Linked DNA regions of Mus musculus: all the other regions are linked to region 3. The links are chromatin loops, found by intact Hi-C in ENCODE. Cell type or tissue: left cerebral cortex. All regions are shown on one strand.

Evidence for each region. Peaks named below come from ENCODE experiments on the same cell type or tissue, not always from the same donor. Only the 100,000 strongest peaks of a DNase experiment are listed, where the experiment ranks them.
Region 1: a loop joins it to region 3, with 2.8 times the contacts of the local background. A loop is called at or near these places in 2 of 42 quality-filtered maps.
Region 2: it touches region 3 in a loop (2.0-fold over the local background); 3 of 42 quality-filtered maps call a loop at or near these places.

Annotation. Positions count from the first base shown.
Region 1 is chr4:15,018,779-15,026,778 of GRCm38, reverse strand. The region is part of intron 5 of Necab1 (N-terminal EF-hand calcium binding protein 1); the gene reads left to right. Gm11844 (a long non-coding RNA gene) reads right to left here and starts at 4,342. Exons shown (of 4, transcript XR_390424.4): 1 at 4,150-4,342; 2 at 1,446-1,485; 3 at 171-314. In left cerebral cortex, no CTCF peak of the experiment used is centred here; DNase peaks (open chromatin) are centred at 2,655 and 3,755.
Region 2 is chr4:15,029,614-15,037,613 of GRCm38, reverse strand. The region is part of intron 5 of Necab1 (N-terminal EF-hand calcium binding protein 1); the gene reads left to right. It overlaps Gm11844 (a long non-coding RNA gene), which reads right to left. Exons shown (of 4, transcript XR_390424.4): 4 at 5,020-6,137. Among named protein-coding and RNA genes, the nearest start is that of Gm11844, 11 kb to the right of the region's middle. In left cerebral cortex, no CTCF peak of the experiment used is centred here; DNase peaks (open chromatin) are centred at 243 and 4,448.
Region 3 is chr4:15,144,436-15,152,435 of GRCm38, reverse strand. It overlaps Necab1 (N-terminal EF-hand calcium binding protein 1), which reads left to right and starts at 3,305. Exons shown (of 13, transcript NM_178617.4): 1 at 3,305-3,618. The coding sequence starts at 3,520. In left cerebral cortex, CTCF peaks have their summits at 1,592 and 3,393; DNase peaks (open chromatin) are centred at 5,400, 5,811, 6,071, 6,600 and 5 more places; H3K4me3 peaks cover 3,226 bases; H3K27ac peaks cover 2,242 bases.

The DNA.
Region 1 (8,000 bases), 130 kb after region 3:
AATGTTAATCGAGTGCCAGGTCTTCTCCAATCTTGTGGGACACTGAAGCCAAGATAGAATTATGAGCATGAGAGATTTATAGAAAGAAAAGCCTAAACTCCTGTGGAAAGGAAAGAAGGAAGGAATCGGGAACCATGAGCATGGTAGAACATTCCAACTGGAGTACCTACCTGCTACCTGAAAATGATGGCTAGTGTGCAGGAAGGAAGGTCCTGTGGGAAAATTTGACTAGCCCATAAGAAGAGTGCACATCAGGCAGACGTGACCTTGGACAGGAGCCTGCACCATGTCTTAGTTACTGGTGAAGGATGTCTCTGAAAAAAAAAAAAAAAAAAAGTCACTAATGTCATCATGAAATTCTCACCCTCATGGTGGCTTATACTCCTCATCACCTTCCAAAGTCTGTACCTCCAGTGACACAATACTTTGGTAATAAATCTCCAATATATGAGCCTATAGGGAATATATTGCTAGTGTGAAACAGGAGGTGGACAAAAACTTGCTACGTGTAATCGAATGGAACTCTAACTTATCTGAGCTGGAGGAACTCTAACTTTTCTGAGACAGAAAGGGTCATGGAAAGGGTGAGATATACACCAAAACCAACACCAAGATGTGGGCCTGCGTGGTCTGTAAGACTTGCAGATCTCATCCTTGACGGTTATAATATTATGTGAAATGTTTTACTTTTATTAGGGTCTCTGCACCCTGCTTTGATCTAGACTGGCTTTCTTTCTCACTACATCAACCCATAATTCAAGTAGGTTTTCTTATGCTCACTACCAATATTGTGATAAGCGTAAACATACGACGAATGAAGTGTGTGTATGTCAGATGCACCATGAGTATAGTAGCAAGCATTGTTAAGGACTGAGGAGATCGATCAGTTGTTGTTGCATGAAGACTTGAATTCAGAATTCCAATGCCCACGTTAAAAAGCTCAACACAAAGGCTTGTGCCTGACATTCCAGCTCCCAGGAAGCCAAGGCAGGAGGACCACAAGGGCTTGCTGGTCAGCCAGTCTAGCTGAATCAGTGAACTTAGTGAGAGACCACCATCCCACAAGAAAAGATAGAAAGGCAACTGAGGAAGATACTCAAAATCATCCTTTGGCCTTCTTCACATTCATGCACATCTGTGCACATACACACGCATGAACAGACAAACACACACACATACACACACACACACACACACACACACATACACAATGTGTTGGTAAACAAGTTATTCTAACTCATCTTCTCTGCGCACAATAATTAAACCTTTCACTTTTCTTTCTTTCGGGGTTTAATGAGTGTTGCTGCGTTCGCATTATTAGCAGTAGTATCTTCATTCCCTTAAGCAGATCAGTAGCTTTCCCGACAGCACTGGTCCTCACACACTGAAATAGCAAGGTTCAGACTTATGTAAAAGGGCAGTGTGCCACAGTAGAATGGCCGTACTCTGTATGACAGATCCCCTGTGGTGACCTCCGCTGAGGGCCTGTAAAAGAGAAAATAGACAGAAGCAGGGGAAGGACACTCTGCTGTGGGGCAAAAAGACAAAAAGACAAAAAAAAAAAAAAAAAAAAAAAAGTCCCTTTTTCTTGCCCAGATCTATGGGAAGTAGTGAACACAGTCAGCTCGTTCTGGATGTAAAGCGAGCCAGATGTGCCTGGTTCATAGATTTGAAAAAGCAATATGGTCAAGCCTGTCATCCAGCTTAGCATCCTATCCTCCAAGCGGGTCAGAAAATATTGCTCAGACCTAAGTAGAAACAGTCCAATTAGTTCATTGCAGTCTAATCACTAACGTGAAGCAGGGCCTCTTCTGAGCATAATAAAGATCATCACCCTAACCTCCTGGGTACATGATTCTCTACCTGTTGCCATGGCAAAGGAGCAAGATGTAAGCCTCTGATTAAAATGAATAGTTTTGTATGAAATAATCAAGTTACTGGGAGGTTTCACCGGTGTCTCATCATCTTCCCTGTAATACGCTGAGCCTAGAGCTCAAAGTGTAACCTTGAAACACGTTTTCTTCTTATTTATACAGTAACTGAATCAATCTTCTGCCATCAGTTTCTTGAATTTTTTACAATATTATAAATTTGCTTTAATAATTATAGATATTTTTAAAACTTTGTGTCAGTGATGAAAAATAGATTGGTAGGCACTAGGAGCTTGCATTACACTTACCCCTGTCTGTGATTTGCCTTTTAGTAATAATGTTTTTAGTTCCTTGATTCAACACAGAAAGCCCAAGTTGAATATGAAACTAGGAAGTAAAATTATTAGACAAATGTACGATGACCTGGAGACAGTCAACATCGCATCAATTTTGATGAACCATTGCCTAAAAGCTGTAACTTTTCTGAGAAAAATCTCCAAGGTTGATGCGACTGCAGTCTGTCTACAGAAGAGCAGTGTGTTTGGAAAAGTTTGCTTCCTTCTGTACTCTCTCTGCTTAAACAGACGATCCACTGCAATCTAGAAAATGTTGTCTTCCCATATGAATTATTTATTCACAGCCCAGAGAGCATTCCTGCAGCAGTGCCCTTGTTAACAGGTAGCTTGTCAACCAGGGCCCTTTGGTTTCTGCTGGTTACTGAGACAGGAGTCTGCTGAAACCATCAATAAGATGTGTTTTAATTAAACGCCTTTTGAAAGTGGGCAGAGAGAACGCATGCCCATGTTCTCCTGTCCTGTGCAAGTCTCTTGGATCTCTTGTGACTCACACGCATGCCCATGCTCTCCTGTCCTGTGCAAGCCTCTTGGATCTCTGCGTGACTCACTCTGAACATAGGGGATTTGTATGAACTTCTCTCTTGCAAGTTACCAGTGAAATACAAGGACTGTCATTTTCTGACTCGAAATCTTGTTTTCCATCTTAACACAATGTATAATGGTACAATCTAAAGAGACCAAAGTAATATCGCATCTCACAACTAATCATGTTTTATATATAATGTACCATATATTTTATTTTGTACAAAGTCCCATGGGACCAAATTATTGGCTATTTATCATTTGAAGAAGTTAATCATTCTTGGGGATATTATTTTTGTGAATAAAATCTTATTAAAATATTCTAGTATTCTATACGCAGATGGGCTACAGAATCAAGTGGGATTCAAAATTTGGCAGGTTCTCAGGTGCTTAAAATGTATCTGTTATTCCCACACAAACCATGGTGTTAAAGAATGCCCACAGTATTTTAATGCTCAATTATTTATTCTGTCTCAAAACTCATTCAGATCAAAGAGAAGAATAATTTGCCTTGAAAACAAAAAAGATTAAATGTGGTATTTTGAAAATATATTTCCATCTGGCAATTCAGTGACTTGGGCATGTTAACTGAAGACGTTATAGCACCATGATTAAAATAGCAGTATCCATCTGACACCATGCTGAGTAGCAGGAGTCGAAGAAGAGGTTGGAGCCTCTTGGGGTTATGTTTGCTTCAGCCTTGTCCTATCCTGGTTCTATACACTCAAAATGACAGCCAAAGGGGGAAAAAATGTGTGAGCGGTAAGGTAGATAACATCATATTTACCAGAAAACAAGGTAATATTTTATAATCAACAAATATAAGTTGAGCCTAATACACATATGAATATAGGCCAGCAGTCTTTGTACCCAAAAAAAGCACCATTTGGTACTGTGTTACGTTTCAGAGAAATGTAGGCTAGTCATTGAAGAGATAGCATCTGAGGAGCGATAGGAATTACTGATTTAGAAGTGTGTACACACTTTCTTGCCCTACTGCCTGCCAAGAAGTCCCATATTTCACAGCCTATATCTGTCTATTCCCACAGCTGTTCAAATATATGAAGTTAGCGTATCTCTACCAGATTGGTTCTCACACAGATCTTGACCTTTTTATTGCTGGATGGAACAGAAATAGGAAAGCAGAACTAATCAAGTTGAGAGCCGAGTGATCTTAAGGCAAACACTCTGGAAATAACTCCTCGCCTCCCCAGATCATGAAACAAAAAGCTCCCAGTGACCACAGGAGCCTTTGCACATAACCAGCAACTGCTCACCATGGTCACCACATCCTTGAGTTTCATTGTGACTTTGTCACATGGATGCCCAGTCCAGGAAACTAGAATTATGCTGAATTTTGTGTCCATTACAGGTTGCCCCAGTCTATTTTATTTACTTACTTTTTCAATGTATCTATAACAGATCAGAAAAATTGTGCTCTCAGTTCAGCCATTACTGGTTCCTAGCTATAGTAGCATGATCTTCTGAACTCAGTGTTTGCTTCAAATTCTTGGTCAAGCTAATCGTTGACTTGATAAGGTGGAGCCTGATAGTGCCTTTCATCAACAAGACTGTGGGTCATGTGTTTTCATAGCAGCAGCCTTTGACCCCAAATGCTGAAATCAGGGTGAGCAAGGTCCAGGCCTGGACAAATTCTGCCAGACTACAGATTTCACGTGGTCTATGAACCCAGCCAGACTTTTCATTTGAAAAGGTTCTATGGCTGCTTGCGTACTCTGGTGGCTGGATACATGACCCCTTGTTCACAGAGCCTAAAATCCACTGTCTGAAACTCTTATCTTACTTCTAGACATGGTTTGCCTATACTTAGAACCTAAATCATCACTGTTTAAAGACTCTGTAGACATTTTGGATGTCTAAATAGGAGTGATTTAGTCGATCCCTGAGAGGGGCTCCTAGTAATGTTATGCCAGAGTTCTCAAATGTTGACAATTTGTTGGACCTTGGGGCACAGGAAGATTTCCATTGTAGAAGTCATTTTTCCCCTGAAATCCTTAGATAACTTTACTTTAAAAACATATATGTTGTTATAGTTTTCTAACATAGAACTATGACTTTTTGAAAGGTGGGATTAATTTTTGTTTGATAGGCAGTTTACCTCTTTTTGTTTATTATTATTATTATTTTTGTTGTTGTTGTTGTTGTTGTTGATCTTTTAACTTATTCAATTTACATCCTAATCACAGCTGCCCTGCCCAGTCACTGGGTTCCACAATCTCTCCACCTATCCCCATCCCCTTCTCCTCTGCTGGGGAGGGCCCCCACTGGGTATTCCCCCACCCTGGCACTTCAAGTCTCTCCCACTTAGGCAGACAAGGCAGGCAGCTAGAAGAACAGACAGGCAACAGCTTTTGGGATAGTCCCTGTTCCATTCCTCTGCTGGATTCAGATTTTCTTCTTTTGAATTACTTTGTTGTTAGATTGACTGTTCTCTATCTTCCATATTAATCACTTCCATTCATAAGCCTTTGTTTCTTTTCTTGGCTATTTTTTTTTATTGTTAAAGTATTTCTCCCTTTCTTCTTTCTTATTTAGGTATTATGCGTGGTCATTTAGTGGTTCTTATTCCTTCTGACTTAGGCTTTCCATCTTCCCCAGTACTCACAGCTGTGTGGTCTGATTGATAACTTCTGTGATACTGAACAGAGGACTGAACCTGGTTGGTGAAAGTTGGACCCACATTACTTAAGAAGGCAAAAAAGTTTAACCATGTATCTAACATTCTAGAAAGAAAAGAAGAAAACATAGTAAAATCAGAGACAGAAAAGGATTGGGGAAAGATCTTGGACCATGGGACATTCATTCAAAGAAAATGAAAAACAATATTCAGAGGAGGCAAAGGGAGATACTAGAAACCTTGCTGAATTGACCGGTTGCACCTCATGTATTTATCCTTAGTGGGAGGCAAATCAAGGGTATAAAGACTTTGTGACTGACTCCACAGAGTTCCTTTGCCACAGACCTCCACATTTTAAACTGCATACCCCTCAAAGACAATTTTACATATCACAGCTTAAATCTACATACCACATCTCTACATAAAAGGTGTATATGTTAGAGGAAGCAAGGCAGAAGATATGCAGGAGACAATGTAGGTATAAGTCCCTAAAAACATACATGAAAGTAATATCAAACTCATACTCTATAGACTGAGTAGGTTGTATTTATGTATTTAGGAGTGTCTGTGTGAGTATGTGCATGTGTATATGTGTTTGTGCATGTGTGTGTGTGTGTGTGTGTGTGTGTGTGTGTGTGTGTGTGTGTGTGTATAAAACAATCAAAAAAAGGCTACAAATCTGAAAAAGAACCCAGGAAGGATAAATGAGAGGGTTTAGACAGAGGAAAGAGGAAAAAATGAAGTAAATATATTATATATCAATAGATTTTTGAAAATAAAAAAATGTTAAATGAAAATATGGGTAGGAGACTCGAGCCCCGGGCTACCGTGCCAGCAGAGTCTTGCCCAACACCCGCAAGGGTCCACACGGGACTCCCCACAGGACCCTAAGACCTCTGGTGAGTGGATCACAGTGCCTGCCCCAATCCAATCGCGCAGAACTCGAGACTGCGGTACATAGGGAAGCAGGCTACCCGGGCCTGATCTGGGGCACAAGTCCCTTCCGCTCGACTCGAGACTCGAGCCCCGGGCTACCTTGACAGCAGTCTTGCCCAACACCCGCAAGGGCCCACACGGGACTCCCCACGGGACCCTAAGACCTCTGGTGAGTGGAACACAGCGCCTACCCCAATCCAATCGCGCAGAACTCGAGACTGCGGTACATAGGGAAGCAGGCTACCCGGGCTTGATCTGGGGCACAAACCCCTTCCACTCCACTCGAGCCCCGGCTACCTTGCCAGCTGAGTCGCCTGACACCCGCAAGGGCCCACACAGGATTCCACACGTGATCCTAAGACCTCTAGTGAGTGGAACACAACTTCTGCCAGGAGTCTGGTTCGAACACCAGATATCTGGGTACCTGCCTTGCAAGAAGAGAGCTTACCTGCAGAGAATACTCTGCCCACTGAAACTAAGGAGAGTGCTACCCTCCAGGTCTGCTCATAGAGGCTAACAGAGTCACCTGAAGAACAAGCTCTTAACAGTGACAACTAAAACAGCTAGCTTCAGAGATTACCAGATGGCGAAAGGCAAACGTAAGAATCCTACTAACAGAAATCAAGACCACTCACCATCATCAGAACGCAGCACTCCCACCCCACCTAGTCCTGGGCACCCCAACACAACCGAAAATCTAGACCCAGATTTAAAAACATTTCTCATGATGATGATAGAGGACATCAAGAAGGACTTTCATAAGTCACTTAAAGATTTACAGGAGAGCACTGCTAAAGAGTTACAGGCTCTTAAAGAAAAGCAGGAAAACACAGCCAAACAGGTGATGGAAATGAACAAAACCATACTAGAACTAAAAGGGGAAGTAGACACAATAAAGAAAACCCAAAGTGAGGCAACGCTGGAGATAGAAACCCTAGGAAAGAGATCTGGAACCATAGATGCGAGCATCAGCAACAGAATACAAGAAATGGAAGAGAGAATCTCAGGTGCAGAAGATTCCATAGAGAACATCGACACAACAGTCAAAGAAAATACAAAATGCAAAAGGATCCTAACTCAAAACATCCAGGTAATCCAGGACACAATGAGAAGACCAAACCTACGGATAATAGGAATTGATGAGAATGAAGATTTTCAACTTAAAGGGCCAGCTAATATCTTCAACAAAATAATAGAAGAAAACTTCCCAAACATAAAAAAAGAGATGCCCATGATCATACAAGAAGCATACAGAACTCCAAATAGACTGGACCAGAAAAGAAATTCCTCCCGACACATAATAATCAGAACAACAAATGCACTAAATAAAGATAGAATATTAAAAGCAGTAAGGGAGAAAGGTCAAGTAACATATAAAGGAAGGCCTATCAGAATTACACCAGACTTTTCACCAGAGACTATGAAAGCCAGAAGAGCCTGGACAGATGTTATACAGACACTAAGAGAACACAAATGCCAGCCCAGGCTACTATACCCGGCCAAACTCTCAATTACCATAGATGGAGAAACCAAAGTATTCCACGACAAAACCAAGTTCACACAATATCTTTCCACGAATCCAGCCCTTCAAAGGATAATAACAGAAAAGAAGCAATACAAGGACGGAAATCACGCCCTAGAACAACCAAGAAAGTAATCATTCAACAAACCAAAAAG
Region 2 (8,000 bases), 110 kb after region 3:
TTCCTTCTTATGACATTCTATTAGCTTCCTTCCTGGTCTGGCTGTGATGTGAACTACTTTACTTTGCCACACCCTTCCCACTGTGATACAGTGAAACTTATGAGCACTTTTCTTCCACAGATTTCTATGTCATGTATTTTTATCACAGGAATGCAAAAGCTAACTGACACACAACATTAGTACCAGAGAAGAGAAGTCATTGCTGTGACTAAAACTGGCTGAGTGATTGCTAGGATTCTAGAACTGGACTGTGGAAGGAACTTGAAATTTGGATATATAAGTGGAAGACTTCTGTAAGCTCAGCTGAATGGGTACTTTTGATGGGCACTCAGGAAACTAGAGCACATACTATGAGGTTCCTCATGGGAATAAGATAAAATGGCATCCTGGCTGTAGTGTCGTCATTGCTGACTGCCTTTATCTAGGGTTGCAGCAAAAACTGCAGAGAACAAAATTCAGAGCAGAAGGGCATGAAAAACATGCAGTGAGTTGAATGTAAGGAGAAAATTATTGTGGTTCTTAAATGAGCTAACTCCATGAAAAAGAAGCCCGTACTTTGCACTGGAATAATAGGAAAGTTGCCTTTGAAGAAACTATCAGGACCCCTCCTCAGTACAGGCAACAAGATGAAAATTATAAACTCATTTTAAAGAGGTCTCCTTCAGAAAAAAAGTGCTTCTTGGCTATCTTGCTTTCAAAGAACTGCAGAAGTATTTTTGGTTCATTCACCTAGGCACTAGGAGACCACCAGAGCTGTGGTCCAGGAGGGACCTGCCATTGTTCACAATGACAACAGAGTGTGAAGTCATTCACAGGGTGCTGGCTTTGCAGCTATGCAGAACACAAGCATTACAATATTACAGAGGCTGCCACCAGGATCTTTCCTGGATCTTGTGAGACTAGGAGTATTCCCTGTGGGTAACTCCCATGAACATGATGTGTGAAGCAGGGAAAATGAAGTCTATGCTGGAACAGAGACCCAAAAATGTGGTGATAATAAGGATGTGGAATTTCTGACAAGGAAAATTCCAGGCAACAAATAGAGTCTCTCAAGAGAGAGGCTACAGGTTTTAACAACAGTAAGGCTATGGGGACAGGGTTGTCTAAACACCTTAGAAATCATACTACACCACTGTATGCTCTGGGTGCTGGATGGAAACGCACAATTCAGTATTTGTCCTTCTCAGACCAAGTCCTTTTTTCTTGCATTTCTCCTTTCTCTCCATTCTTCATTTTTGCAGTGTGAACATATGTGCCATTATATCTTGGAAATCTAGAACTAATTTAATTAACTTTAGAGTGCTTATATCAAATAGTTTTCTTTGAGTCTCAGAGGAAACATTGAATTTAGAAGTTTAAATAATGCAGAAACTAATAAGATTTTGAGAAACTTTTGAAAGTAGACTAGGCCAAAGGTCACAGGGGACTGGGGTAGAATATTGTGATCTGAGTTTAAAATGTTCCACACAGGCACATATTCTGAGTGTTTGCCTCTCAGCTCATTGTTTTGAGAGACAAATCTTTGGGAACAGTCTCTCTCTCTCTCTCTCTCTCTCTCTCTCTCTCTCTCCCCTCACCACTATGATATAAACTGTTCTTTGTAGCATCTTTCCTATCATGATGGACTGAAATTTCTTTTCTCTTAAGTTGTTTGTAATGAATACTTGTCAAAAAATCTAACCAATACATCTTCTGATCTTGCGCGCGCCCGACTAGCCAGCAAGAACGACGCTGCAACAGGATCCTTCCGCACACGTTTATTGGGAGAGCTTAATTGCAGAGGCGAAGTGACCCCAAGCCCAGAACTGGTGCTGCTTATATAGGCCTAGGAGAGGCGTTTCTCACACCCGGATTGGTTATGCATGGGTTATGCTTACCACCTCATTTGCATGCCTACATCTGATGGGTTAACTTCTCTCTCATCTGATTGGTCAACTTCTCTCTCTTCTGATTGGTTAACTTGTCTCTCCTCTGATTAGTTAACTTGTCTCTCATCTGATTGGTTAATTCTCAAAACCTCATCTTGGCAAAAAAACTTTACTGCCTATGTATGCGTGGTGGCCAGCGGTAGCCAGCGCCACCCTGCAACGGCACATGTGGCTTCCAACATTCTAAGTCATTCAAATATGGACAGTAAAAACAATTTAGAGTAAATATTTGAGATAATAATTTCTACCCTTTTGAAAACACTGGATCATTAAATATCACAGCTATCAAATTTTTCTGTGTAATTTATTGTACATGATTTTATAATACAAAGCTACTTCAATTCCAGAAGTGATTCATAAATAGCACTCAAATAAAAGGGTAATTTTCATGGTTTTTTTTCCCCTTAGGATCTTTGTAACATTCTTTTCTTTCTTTTATCCCTTGAAGTTGAATCAACCATCCAAGGCTGATGAACTTATCTTTTAAAACAATTACTCCCATCCACCTCCTTCCCTCTTAAAGTGCTCTCTAGGCTATGCTTCATAGAACAAGTCCAAGTCGCCAGATTCCTTCCAGGAGATGCTAATACATTATTTATCTTCCATCCTTTGCTGTATATGGGTTGGAGGTCTCATACCAGCTCATATATGCTGCCTGGTTGGTAGCTCAGTATCTGTGAGATCTCTGGGTCTAGGTTAGTTGAGATTTCTGGTCTTTTTCCTATGGGATCGCTCTCCTTCTCAACTTCTTTCAGCCTTTCCCTAATTCAACTGTCTTGGCCAGCTGCTTGGTAGGCCTCTTGGAGGGCAGCCAAGCTAGGTTCCTGTCTGTAAGCTCACCATATCATTAATAATAGTGTTAGTCCTTGGAACCTCCCCTTGAGATGGATCCCAATTTGCGATTGTCAATGGACCTCCTTTCCCTCAGTTTCTTCTCCATTTTTTGTTTCTTCAGTTCTTTTAGACAGAAACAATTCTGGGTCAGTTTTTGACTATGGGATAGGAATCCCATTCCTCCACTTTATGCCCTATCTTTCTTCTGACAGTGGACTTTACAGGTTCCCTCTCCCACTGTTGGGCATTTCATCTAAAGTTCCTCCATTTTAGTCCTGAGAGTCTCTCACCCCAAGGTCTCTAGAACATTCTGGAGGGTCACCCCACCTCCTACCTCCCAAGGTTACCTGTTTCCATTCATTCTGCTGGCCCTCAGGGCTTCACTCCTGACCTGCACCACCACCCCCAATATCTGATCATTTCTCCTTTTCCCCTCCCTCTTCCATTCCAGGTTCCTCCCTCCCTCCCTCCCTCTCTCCCTCCTTCCCTCTGCTCCCCATAATTGCTTTCTTCTCCTTCCCAAGTGAGAGTGAGGCATCCTCACTTAGGACCTTTGGCTTGTTCACCTTCTTGAGTTCTGTGGATTTTATCCTGGGTATTTGTACTTTTTTGACTTATTAGTGAGTACATACCATGCATGTCCTTTTGGGTCTAAGTTACCTCACTCAGGATGATATGTTCTAGTTCCATCCATTTGCCTGCAAAACTCAGGATGACCTCATTTTGATAGCAGAATAGTATTCAATTGTGTAAATGAACTACCTTTTCAGTATCTGTACTGCCTAGTTTTGTGTCAACTTAACACAGCTGGATTTATCACAGAGAAAGGAGCTTCAATTGAGGAAATGCCTCCATGAGATCCAACTGTAAGGCATTTTCTCAATTAGTGATCAAGGAGGAAAGGCCCCTTGTGGGTGGGACCATCTCTGGCTGGTAGTCTTGGGTTCTATAAGAGAGCAGGCTGAGCAAGCCAGGGGAAGCAAGCCAGTAAAGAACATCTCTCCATGGCCTCTGCATCAGCTCCTGCTTCCTGACCTGCTTGAGTTCCAGTCCTGACTTTCTTGGTGATGAACAGCAATGTGGAAGTGTAAGCTGAATAAACCCATTCCTTCCCAACTTGCTTCTTGGTCGTGATGTTTGTGCAGGAATAGAAACCCTGACTAAGACAGTACCCTTTCTTCCACTGTGGGATATCTGGGTTGTTTCTAGCTACCACAAATAAGGCCTCTATCAACATAGTAGAACATGTGCCTCTGTAGTGTGGTGGGGCATCTTTTGGATATATGTCCAAGAGTGGTATAGCTGGGTCTTCAGGTAGATAGATCTATTTCCAATTTTCTGAGCAACCTCCAGATTTATTTCCAGAGTGGTTGTACCGGTTTGAAATCCCACCAGCAATGGAGGAGTGTTCCTCTTTCCCCACATCCTCAACATGTGCTGTCACCTGAGTTTTTGATCTTAGCCACTCTGATTGGTGTGGAATTCAGGGTCATTTTGATTTGCATTTCCCTGGTAACTAAGAACTTTGAACATTTCTTTAAGTGCTTCTCAGCCATTTGAGAGTCCTCTGTTGTGAATTTTCTGTTTAGTTCTATATCCCGTTTTTTTAATTGGGTTTTTGACAGGCCTTTAGGCACTGCCCACAGACTTTAGGAACCACACACACTTCTTTAGGTTCCGCCCACAGACTTTAGGCACTGCAAACAGACTTTAGGCACCACCCACAGACTTTGGTAATGCCTTTTATGGGTGTTTTGTTCCCTATTCTAAGGATGAATGAAGTATCCACACTTTGGTCTTCCTTCTTCTTGATTTTCTTGTGTTTTGCAAATTGTATCTTGGGTATTCTAAGTTTCTGGGCTAATATCCACTTATCAGTGAATGCATATCAAGGATTCTTTTCTTAGAGCACACAAAGAACAGTCAATTCTGGGCCCTCCATTTACATCTGGTACCCTTACTTATAAGTTGAACTCTACCTCTTCCCAGTCCTTTCAGTACTATTTCAGTCTCCGTTCTTTTGTAATTCAATGGTTCTTCTTTACGGGTGGCATTTCTCTGCCTTCCTCAGAATTTCCCTTGCCTCTCTTCTGGCTGGTCCTGTAATAGCCTTGGCAATCCTATGAAACATAGAGTAAATATTTATTCATCCTGGTGCATTATTCAGGTCTCTCTAGAGGAGTAGAACTGGTAGAATGGAATATATACAACGAGATAGAATGAATCCATAAAAACACATACATATATACATCATAGATGTGTGTACATATGGGATTTATTAGAATTGTTTACAGGCTGTTGTTCAGCTAGTCCAACAATGGCTGTCTAGCAATGGAAAATCCAAGAATCCAGTAGGTGTTTAATCCTTGAAGCTGGGCATCTCAGTATATGGCTGGTGTACAGTATACAGCCATACCAAAGAAGTAGACTCTAATGGCAGTGAAGAAATGAACTTTCCAGTGAAGGTGAGAAAAGACCTAAAACCTTCTTCATCCATGTTCTTGATATTGGCTGACACCAGAAGGTATAATGCAGATTGAAGGTGGATCTTCCACCTCAAAATATCCAGATTAAAAGTGGGTCTTCCCACAAATTATTAAGAAAAATCCCTCACAGGTATATCCAGCCACATAGGTTTTAGTTAACTCCAGATGTAGTCAAACTGACAACCAAGAATAGCAACCACACCTAAGAAATCTTTCTTTATCTTCTAAAGAAGGTTTGTTTACTCCCAAGTTCCTTGCATATATTCTCATTACAATTTCTTAATTTATGTCCTTTCAATTAATGTATACTATAATTTAGACCTGGAATGCCCTCCTCCAAAAGTCTATGTATTAAAGGTTTGGTCCTCAGACTAGTAGGATATAATGAAAAGAACCTTATTAGGGAGGGCCTCATGAGAAGTCTTTAAGTCACTCTGGGTGTGCATTCAGGGAATAATGGATTATCGTACCTCCTTCCTCTTTCTGACCCTTGTCGCTAAGCCAAGAGTTGTCTGGATTTGTTCTTCCATGTGCTCCTGTCCCTTCACTAGAGATGCCTAAAAACATCTGCCCTGTCAAATTGGGTCTCTCAAACTGTAAGCCACAATTAATCTTTTCTACTTATTGGCTGATTATCTCGGGTATTTATTATGTCACTAACAAAAAGTGTCATATCTCATTCTAGCATCAACAGTTACTGATGGGGTAGTAAGCCATTCAAATGATCTTAAAAATAAATATTGACTCCTGGAAGAACAAAGGATATGCTGCAAATCACTGCTCTTTAAGAATAAACTGGAAGAAAACAGAGGGTTTCGGTGACCATATTCCAATTCTGGGAGGGTTGAAGAGCCAAACTGAATGTGAATTCCAAGGAACTGGGGAAAAGCTGAAAAGAGACAAAGTCACAGAATTTCCATCAAACACTGGCTGAAATCTTTGGAGTAATTGTTCACCTTAAGCAGCAGATTACTCTTTCTGAATTTAACCACTCATGAGGTAAAGCTGTGCTCTCTGCAGTCTATCTGAATTCCACTGGTGCAGGACACAATCAGTCACCTGCAAGGGGCCAGGTGCATTTTGCAGAGAGCTTAGGGGATCTGGGAAATAAAATTGGTTTCACAGTTTTAATCATAGCACTCATACAATTTAGTATTTTTGTAAAGGATGCTATTTTTAAAATTGTAGGTCAGCATCAAGTTTTCTCACAGTTGGATTTTTTTTCCTTAGTCCACTGTGTTGAACTTGCCTTTGAGAAGATTTGACTATGACATATCTTCAGTTTGTGCTCTTCTGTTCTGACATTTTGAAAGCTGTAACCAAGATTATAATGTGGAAGAATGTGGTAGGCACAGGTGAGCAGTATTTTTAGATACCTCATTCTCATGCTGATGAGCTAAAGAGCACAAACATATATAGCATAAAACCATAAAGTGTGCTTAGTTATTTGTTCTTAAGAGTTTTGTCTTTTTTTCACTGATAATGTCTTTGACACTGATGATGGTAAACAGAGCCTAGTTCCTTTAGTATTTAAGGTGATGTGTGTGTCATCTATACAATATGGAACCTACCTCTCAGTCCTTGCTTCTTCCTTTGAGTTCTGCATAGCTTCCTATTCCTATACAGTAACATATGGAAAACTATTTCCAAGCTGTATAAATAGGACACACATGCAGTGATGCCTCAGGAAAGAACGACATTTTAAAACAAATTACGTTTAAAAATTAAACTTTATTTTATTCCTACATCCTATACTTGTTAGTGTATACCTGTGTTAAATTGCTAGTCTCCATTTTTTTTCCTTCACTATATGTGGGCAGTACTATTTCCTTCCTAAAGACATTAGGAGGATAAAATAAGACAATATATATATATATATAAGAAGTTTATGACTACATATATTCCCTAATTGAGTCAAAACAGATTAGTTATCTTTTTACCATTAAGAGCATTCCTAATTTGCAAACTTAGTTACTGAGAGCAGATTGGAAACATGGATTGGTGTTTTATAAAAATATCATTATTTGTTTATTATTGACTGGGAATCTTGTACATTTATATAGTAGGCTTAGATCAAGCACCCTTCATTCCCTCCTTTTCAACTCTTCTCTGATTCCTACCACCACTCCTCCATCCTCTTCCATGTATTCTCTTTGAAAAAAAACAAAACTCACAGAATTCATTTGTCACTTCCAGCATGTATATGGGCATACGGTCAGCTACAGGAATATGAGTAGCCTCTCAGGAACCTAATCCCAGAGGAAAACTGGCTTTCCCTCTCCCATCATCAGCCATCATTTGCCCCACTCATCTGCTAGAATTTAGGCTTCCTGGTCCCTTTCATGCTAGAATTTTGTCTGGCCTGATCTTGCTCAGGTTTTGTGCGTGCAGTCCCAGTCACTGTCACATGTGCAAATGGTCTGTTGTGTGTAAGAAATGCTCTTTTGTTGTAGTCATTGTGCCTCTGGCTCTTACAATCTTTCAACCCCTTCTGCAGTGAGCTCTGACTCTTGGGAGGGAAAAGTGTTATGGAGATGTCCAATTTATGAATGAACACTCTGTGCTCTCTTGTTCTCTTCACATTGACCAGTTGTGGTTCTCTGTATGAATCGATATCTAATGCAAATAAAAGCTTCTCTGATAAAAGGTGAGAACTTTCTCTGGATGATTGAAGCAGTTATTTAAAGGCAGAAACACAGAGAATTAATTGTGTGGTGGCAGAGATGTCTGTCTATAAAAAATTATCAAAATT
Region 3 (8,000 bases):
TTCAGAACATATACCCTCTGCTCAGGTCTCCAGATAAATAATGGGTTTGGATCTAAGGTTGCCAAAGCAACAGGATGTCCATTAACCAGACTGGAAGGATCCTGAGTCATTGCTCTCAAGGATAGTGCTCCCTAGACTTGAAGTATAAATAAAATAGATCCCTGACAGTCTGAAATGGTTTAGATAATAGTTCCTTCATGAGACAGATGGATTGAAATTCAATACATTCCCACATAGCCATCATTTGCTGAAATGCTCCAAATATCTTCATGTCAGTCTTATAGCAAGTCTGGGAGCTATAATCTTCAATTACATTCCTTTCTCCTTTGCTTCCTTTCTGCCCAGGCCTTCAGTACAAGTAAGTTGGAAAGAAGATACATTTCCTCCCTCCAGTCAGCTGTCTGCTGTTTGCAACTGATACTATGCACAGCAGTACAGCATCTGTGTTTCAGCAAAACGATGTGTGAAAACAGTTTTCAAAAGGCTCTCTCTCTAGATAAAAAGAAAACCAAAAATATGTTCGGTTACGACTTTGTAAAACCGATTGAATTTGGCTGTGAATGAGAATCTAATTGTTACCCAGTTCTGGTGGAGCCTTCCCTAACCATTATCTTCATCATAGAGGTAAGTCAGCTGTAGCAGAATACAATTCTTGTGGAAATCATTAAAAGAAATGATAACAGCTGGGCAGTGGTGGCGCACGCCTTTAATCCCAGCACTTGGGAGGCAGATTTCTGAGTTCCAGGCCAGCCTGGTCTACAGAGTGAGTTCCAGGACAGCCAGGGCTATACAGAGAAACCCTGTCTCAAAAACAAAACAAAAAAGAAATGATAACGAGCAAGTTGTTTAATGATTTACATTTCTTCTTTTAAAATTATGTGTGTGTGTTTTATAATGTACTGTGCATATATGTGTGTGCATGTCTGCGTGTGTGTGCGTGTGTATTTTATGATGTACTGTGCATATATGTGTGTGCATGTCTGTGTGTGTGTGTGTGGTGTGTATGATGTGTGTGTGTGTGCATATGTCTTTATGTGTATGAATGTGGTATATGTGGATGTATGATGTGTGTGTGTGTGTGTGTGTGTGGTGTGTATGATGTGTATGTGTGTGGTGTTTATGATGTGTGTGTGCATATGTGTGTATATGTGGTACATGTATGTGTATGAATGTGGTATGTGTGTGTGTATATGTGTGTATGATGTGTGTACATATCTGTGTGTTATGTTGTGTTTATGTGTGGGCACAGCTGTCATGAAGTCCCTGTAGAGGAGACCCGTGAAGTCCATTCTTTCTTCCCATCTTTATGAGCTATGGTGTTGAACTCAGCCAGGATTTCACGGACAGTACTTTTTCTGGCTTTGCAATCACACTCGCCGTACTTTTCTTATTCTTTGTATTTATTTTTATTTTATGTGTATGAGTGTTTGCCTAGATGTATGCATTGCATCATGTGGGTAACTGAAGATATAGACATCTGTGAGTCAACTGAACCCAGGTCTTCTCAAGAGCAGTAAGTACTCTTAACCACTAGGCTTAACCACCAGCCTTCCTACATTCCTTCTTGATAGCTCCTTAGAAGAAACACAAGCTGGCATGCATTGTCAGCAAAGGGAGCAGGGGTCACTTTACTGCACTGTTGCAGCTAGTTCTCTAGTTTTGAACATTAGTGACAGGTTATTTTCCTGTTTTTCATTTATAATCTAAGAAAATCTGCTTTTTCACCTAGGCTTGTTTCCATGGGATGAGCACAAGCATATTTCACAAGGCTGAATTTGAGGGCAGAGAGACCCACACAAGTTAGAGAGTCCAGACTTAGGCTATGTTTATTGACACAGATATATTCCTCAGTCAATAGTAGGAACAAATATGGTGCTTTTGTAAACTCGATAACATTCATTGTCAGCATCTCTCTTGTTTCTGTGTGATTTGAATGATCAGTATTTCTTTGATGGGTTGACTGGAATTTTTTCATGATTTTTCATTTCTTTTTGCTAAGCAATTGTCAGAGGAAAGAATCTATTCTAGTTGTTCAGATAAGATAACTCGAAGTTAATAAGGTATAAATACACAAAGATGCAAGACTAATAGTCCTCAAAGCACAGCTCCAATCAATATCTTCTCTAATCATGTTTGTGACTCTAGACTTAATGAAGCTCTGCGTTTTATCCCTGGACTTTACAGGTCTGAAGTCACTGACCTTTGCTTAATTTCTGTAGCTCTTCTTCTTTAAGTGCTTATTAATTCTGGGCTCATAAAGATTGCCTGAGACGCTTTGAGAGAGGAAAAATACGCTAGGGACAACCACATGCTAACTGAACATGAATCCAGAAGTGAAACTCAGGCCTTAATTTGTTTGTTTGTTTGTTTGTTTGTTTGTTTGTTTTGCTTTTGTGGGAGTGAGTTCCTAACTCCGAGTACGAATAAATGTACCATTGGAAGGGTGCAGCTCTTAAAAGCCTTTGATGCACCCCAGCTCAGAAAGTACGATCTTCTAGGTCTAGGCACGAAGAAAGCCTGCAGGAAGAATGACAATTCATTCATCTGTTAGGACATTTTGAAGTTGACACACACTCTAAGTGACACACAGTCCAACGTTCAGCCAGAGTTGCAAACTCACTCTCTGTAAACAGTAGATTCAGAGCAGCCGGGAGGTAGGGAGGTTGGAAACGCCAGAATCCATGGTGTTGGAAGAAGGCTCATGGCCAGGACGACTGGCGCAAGGCAAGTTATCTCCCTACATTTTGTCTGTGTTGTGCCGGGCTTGCCTCTCCCTCCCTACACCTGATAGTGCCAAGTGTGCAAGCAGTGGAACTATAAGCTAAGCACCACCCTGGTGATCGTTTTGCCGATTCGTAAACACTAAGCTTTAAAGATTTAGCAATTTGCTACACCACAAGATAAAAAAGCAACTAAGGCAGATGGCCAGACCCAGTGCCTTAATCCAAAACTGAACTAGCTATCCCTTCCAGGACAGAATCCAGAAACCAGGTTGGGCGTGGGGAGGAGTGAGGGGGGCACAGAGTTCTGTTTCCATCAAGGATGGAGTAGGCAAAACTCGATTCCTTCTTCCCACTCATGGTTTTCCCTCAGTGCTTCTGACCCCCCCACCCCCCCACCCCACCCCCCTCTGATGCTCAGGACAAAGCTTGATCTGCTCTGTCATGTAAAGTGCGGTGTGGTGGGCAGGGTCCAGAAGGTTACCTCTGGCAAGTGACTAAGGGCTTGTCAAGGCCAGGGAATGCTCACTGGCAAGGGGAGTTACAGTGTTGCTAAGTCGGATCCCCAGTGAGGTGCAGTCAGCCACGGGAAGGGGGCGGCGAGAGCTAGCGTGCTGAAGCCTAGAGGCGGGAGAGGGAGGAGAGTCCGCGCAGAGCAGAGGGAGGCGCGCGCTCAGAGCGAACACCCACTTGCATCCGACCCTGGTGGCGCGGCGCGGGGAGGCAGCAGCTGAGACAGCACCAGGTCAGAGCCTTTGCATCCCGCCCAGTCTGCCCGCCAGCGCCAGGACCGCTGAGGATGGAGGATTCCCGGGAGACTTCGCCTTCCTCCAACAACTCCTCGGAAGAGCTCAGCTCTACCCTGCAACTGTCCAAGGGCATGTCCATCTTCCTCGACGTAAGTATAGCTGAAGTAGTTAGGTGGGCGCATTAGGCATCACCTCTGTGAGAGGGGAGGGGTCAGGAGCAGCGGTTGGCTGCTGGCATTGCTATCAGACCTCCACTCAAACTATCTCCTATCTGCTGTTCCCCAGAGGACCCTAGGCAAATAAATGCAAGAGAAAGGACTGCCACCCAACTTGTAAAGAGCTGTCCCAGACCTGCAGCTTTGATTATAAGCTTTAAGGAGCCCCCAAAGTTCGACTTCCCAGAACCTAGGGCTTCTGCCCGGAATGGAGAGTCTCCCATTGAGCAGTGTAGGACTTGATTCCGGTCTCATCCCTGCTGCCCAATTTACTGGCAGGCACTCTCTCTCCCTTGTGCTGGGAGCGCTGACGGAAGCCTTAGACATTGTGATGCCCCTCCAGCTACTCCCAGCTACCTTCAAAAACAATTTCTTTGAACGTATTCGTTTTCTTATTTTACAACAGAAGCCAAGGTCTCTTTTATCATAATGATTTTTTTTTCTCTTTTGGTGCCCGCTGCCTTCCCTATTATTCTCCCCACCACCACCACCTGCCCTGCCTAAGTTGTAATTACTATCATTAACCTTCTCTTCTAGCTTTTGATGGTTTTCCCTATGGTCCCATTCCTTGCTTGGGAATTGACTTCCTTGCTTCGCATCTCTAGCCTGACCATTCTTTCCGTGCTATTTTGTCTCCTTATGCTGTAATCTCTCTCCCCCCCCCCCTCTTTCTCTCTCAGTTTTAGATTTAATTTGCTCCTAGATTCCGCTTCGCTTTGTCCCTAATGTTTGTTTCTCACCCGGCTGCCTTGTTTTGTTTCCTGGCTTTCCTGTTCCTGGGTTGCTTGCCTTCTGGGTTCTGGCTCTTCTAGCTGCTGTTCACATGTAAAATTCACTCTGTTCCCCCAGGTAGTGTCTGGCTTGCTCAGTGGGGACAGTTCTAGCCGCTCCTTTTTTAGCATGATGGAAAATGGGCAAAGCATGCAAAGGAGCCTCGTTTGTCCCTGCCCCTCCCCTTCTCTAAGCCATCACTCCTTATTAAAGTCCAAGCATGAAGGAGGTGGGCCAGAGGCTAAATACACTTGAGTATGAAAAATGAAAATGTGAGGACATCAACTATCATAATGGCCAGTCAGGGATTTTGAAGATAATGGGGGAGGGGCAAGGAGTCTTTGATTTGTCGTGAAGGAATTATCTAGACTTTTTAAAAAATTGGCTGAGAAATTTATATCAATAATTAAAACTTGTGTAAGACTTAATCGAAGCTTCAACCCCACCTCCAGGCAGCCTTCTCCCCACATCACCATGCAGTGCCAACACAGGATTCAGGCTTTGGGGGCCAACCATTTTCTCCCCATGAAAACATGATTTCCACTTTTTACTGCAACACATTGTTGTAGGTTTTTTTTTTTTCTTTTAAATCTCTGCAATGGTTCAGTCTATGCTCTAATTATTTCTTCATGCCCTGCCTCCAGGAACTAGGTTGGGTCATTGTAAAGACAGGGCTGCACACATGAGTGTGCAATCCCCAGGATCAGGAGGGAATCAGGACCTTGCTCATCCAGACTATTATGAGGAAGAAAACCAATCTGCCAAGAAGTTAGTCCTGAGGTCAAGTGGGACCTCTGTCCTTTTGTGCCTAATCTGTGCTCTGCCCTCTGAGGACACTGAGCACTACCCGTGCTTTTATCTTATTGCCTCTAACAAATCCTGGAGATTCTCTGCTGAGGAATGTATAGAGACTATGAAAGAGCAAAGAAAGCCACCCGACAGACTTACCATTCTAAGCTCACGTGTTCAACAGCAGGTTATTAAAAGCAAAATTTTAAATCTCATCTTATTATGTAGGTGCAGTTGTTCCCAAGTTCTTTTAATGTAAGTTCCCTGTCCTGATGGAGCTTTCATCTATAAACAGGGCTGGCTCCCTTACCTTCTTAAGTCTAGTTCCAGAATTGGAAAATACAAAAACAAAAAAACCCAGAAAAACAAAAACCAAAAAACCTGATTCCACAAGAGAGGCGTTAACATGCCTGTTTTTCTTTGAAACATAGCTTTAAAAAAAGATTAACTGCAGTTGGGTTCTTTTTTCTTGGATAGAAAATATGTTGTTTACACATTCCTGAGTTATTTTGTGAAAAAATGTAACACTCTGGTGAATTGTGTGACATGAAAAAAGGGTTGGTTATTTAGAGACCTCTGAATTATTCATTTCTGGATCCTGTCGGTTTTAGCAACAACACAATGTGAAACATAAATACATCATTTGATTTGATTAGATTTAGTATATTCTAGTAGCACTGCTAAGAATGATTGCTTTTTGAAATCTACTCAGATCAACACAAGGAACGGGTGGTATATTCTTCCTCTTCTAGATCTGAAATGATAAGAGACCACTGGGGACTCCTGCTCCTCACAGGCTAATTTCCAATTTGGGGGAAGAACTGACTCTCCCAATAGGAATAAGAATAGTCTCATTTATACCGATGTGTCACTGAGACAGTAAGTCTTTAGACTTCTTAGGGAATCTACATAAACCCCATTTGTGGATGCTGTTGGGGACATGACTAGGTCCAGCAAGCTGCCTAGAAACTAGAGGTAAATGGTTGACTTAACATGAAAATCAGATTCTGTAGAATCATTGTCTTTCATTTCATTCTCTTATTTATATTCGGCAGGTGCCATGTTTTCATTATGGGGTGACAGTCTAAATATCAAAGAAAAAAAAAGACACATGAAATGTACATTTGAATCTCTATGGTATGTCCATGTCCATATTCACAAATTCATAAGTAAAATAGCTGTAGCTAAATTCACAAAGGAACCACATAAGCAGAGTCTATATTGTCTTCTCCTGAAAAGCCACAATTATATATCAGCTTATTATAACTAATTATGAATACCTACTAAGGGTGAGGAGAAGACCTTTCCCGAGTGCTGGCTACCCGTGCATGCTGGCACACTACTGCTGGGCATATTTATACAAGGCACACCTGCCAGGCATGGGACAGGGCCAGAATGGCCTCCAGTACACACAGCAACACAAAATGATCAGAAGGCTGACAATTGGATTCCCTTTTCACTACCCAGGTTCCCTCATTTCAGACGATGGAGAAGAAAGTCACATTTAAAGCATGAGTCCTTGGAGTAGTCAGGTTCTCTTCTGATTAAACTAGTCTGCTACTTCACAGTGTGTGTGTGTCGGGGGGGGGGGGGGGAGAAGATCAATTCTGCTCCTGACGTAAGAGAAATTCCAAAAGAAATGGGTTGCATCTCTATTCATTCAGTGACACTGTCCTCTTCCAATAGATTTCCTTTGGCTCCTCTTGTGTTCACTGCTGCACATCTGACCCAGGATCTTGTGCATGCTAAGTGGATGTTCCACCTCTAAACCACCCGTCCTACCTCTCATTACTTTTAATGGAAAAGGAACAGGACCGTCTCCATTTTGCTGACAAGGGAGGGTTAAAGCAAGAGTGTCAGAAAAGAAAGTGATGACTTTACAATTTGACATCCTTTTTTCTCTATCGATGTATGGAAGCCCATGCAAAGCACTTGGCCTGGAAGGTCAGAACTTAGTCAAAATGAGTAATAGCTTCTCCTTCTAAAAGGTGCTTGGTTCTGAGGCTTGGCACACATTACTTGTGTGTGAGATGGCATGGACAGAGTATTGTCAGAGCACAAAGGGCTTTTCGACATCATAAGTCTATGCCCAATTTCTGCTATTGCTATACATCTCCTGTCTTGCCCAGTCACACAGACACACTGGATCGTTTGAATGCCATTGTATGTTTCAGAAAATGTCAAGTAAAAGGCTAGACAAGAGTGGCTTTTGCCATGTCTTTCCACACAGGGCTTACCCTGGGCAACACCGAGAAGAATGGAATAGAATGCATTAATTACATTTTAGTCATGTGTTTTCTAGTGCCTACTTCCATGCAGCCTGAGGGCAACCTGTGGTGTTGGATCAAACTCTTTATTGTGGGCTCAGGGCTGTGCACTAGGACTCACAGCTGTGTTCGTTCCTTCTGTATATAAGTTCATGCTCTCTATGAACTCCAAGGTTCTGCTGTGCATCCCAGTTGCCCAGGATCCTGTCAAGGGACTGACAACCCATCTTACCCTGAGTCCTGTTCTGGGGTCCTTGTTAGTCCAGTGAATTGTGACATTTTTATGCTTTCAAGATAACATTTACATTTAAAGTCTGCCCTCAATAACTTAGTGAGAAACAAGGAATTTCATTTATGGGTATGAAAGTATATCTTTGGAGATAATAAAGAAGCCGTCCGTAATCCGTAAATTATAGTGAAGTACAGTGTTCTTCATATTTAAGCTTCCTCCCTGGACATATTTAAATGTATTTACTATGCCTAGTGCAG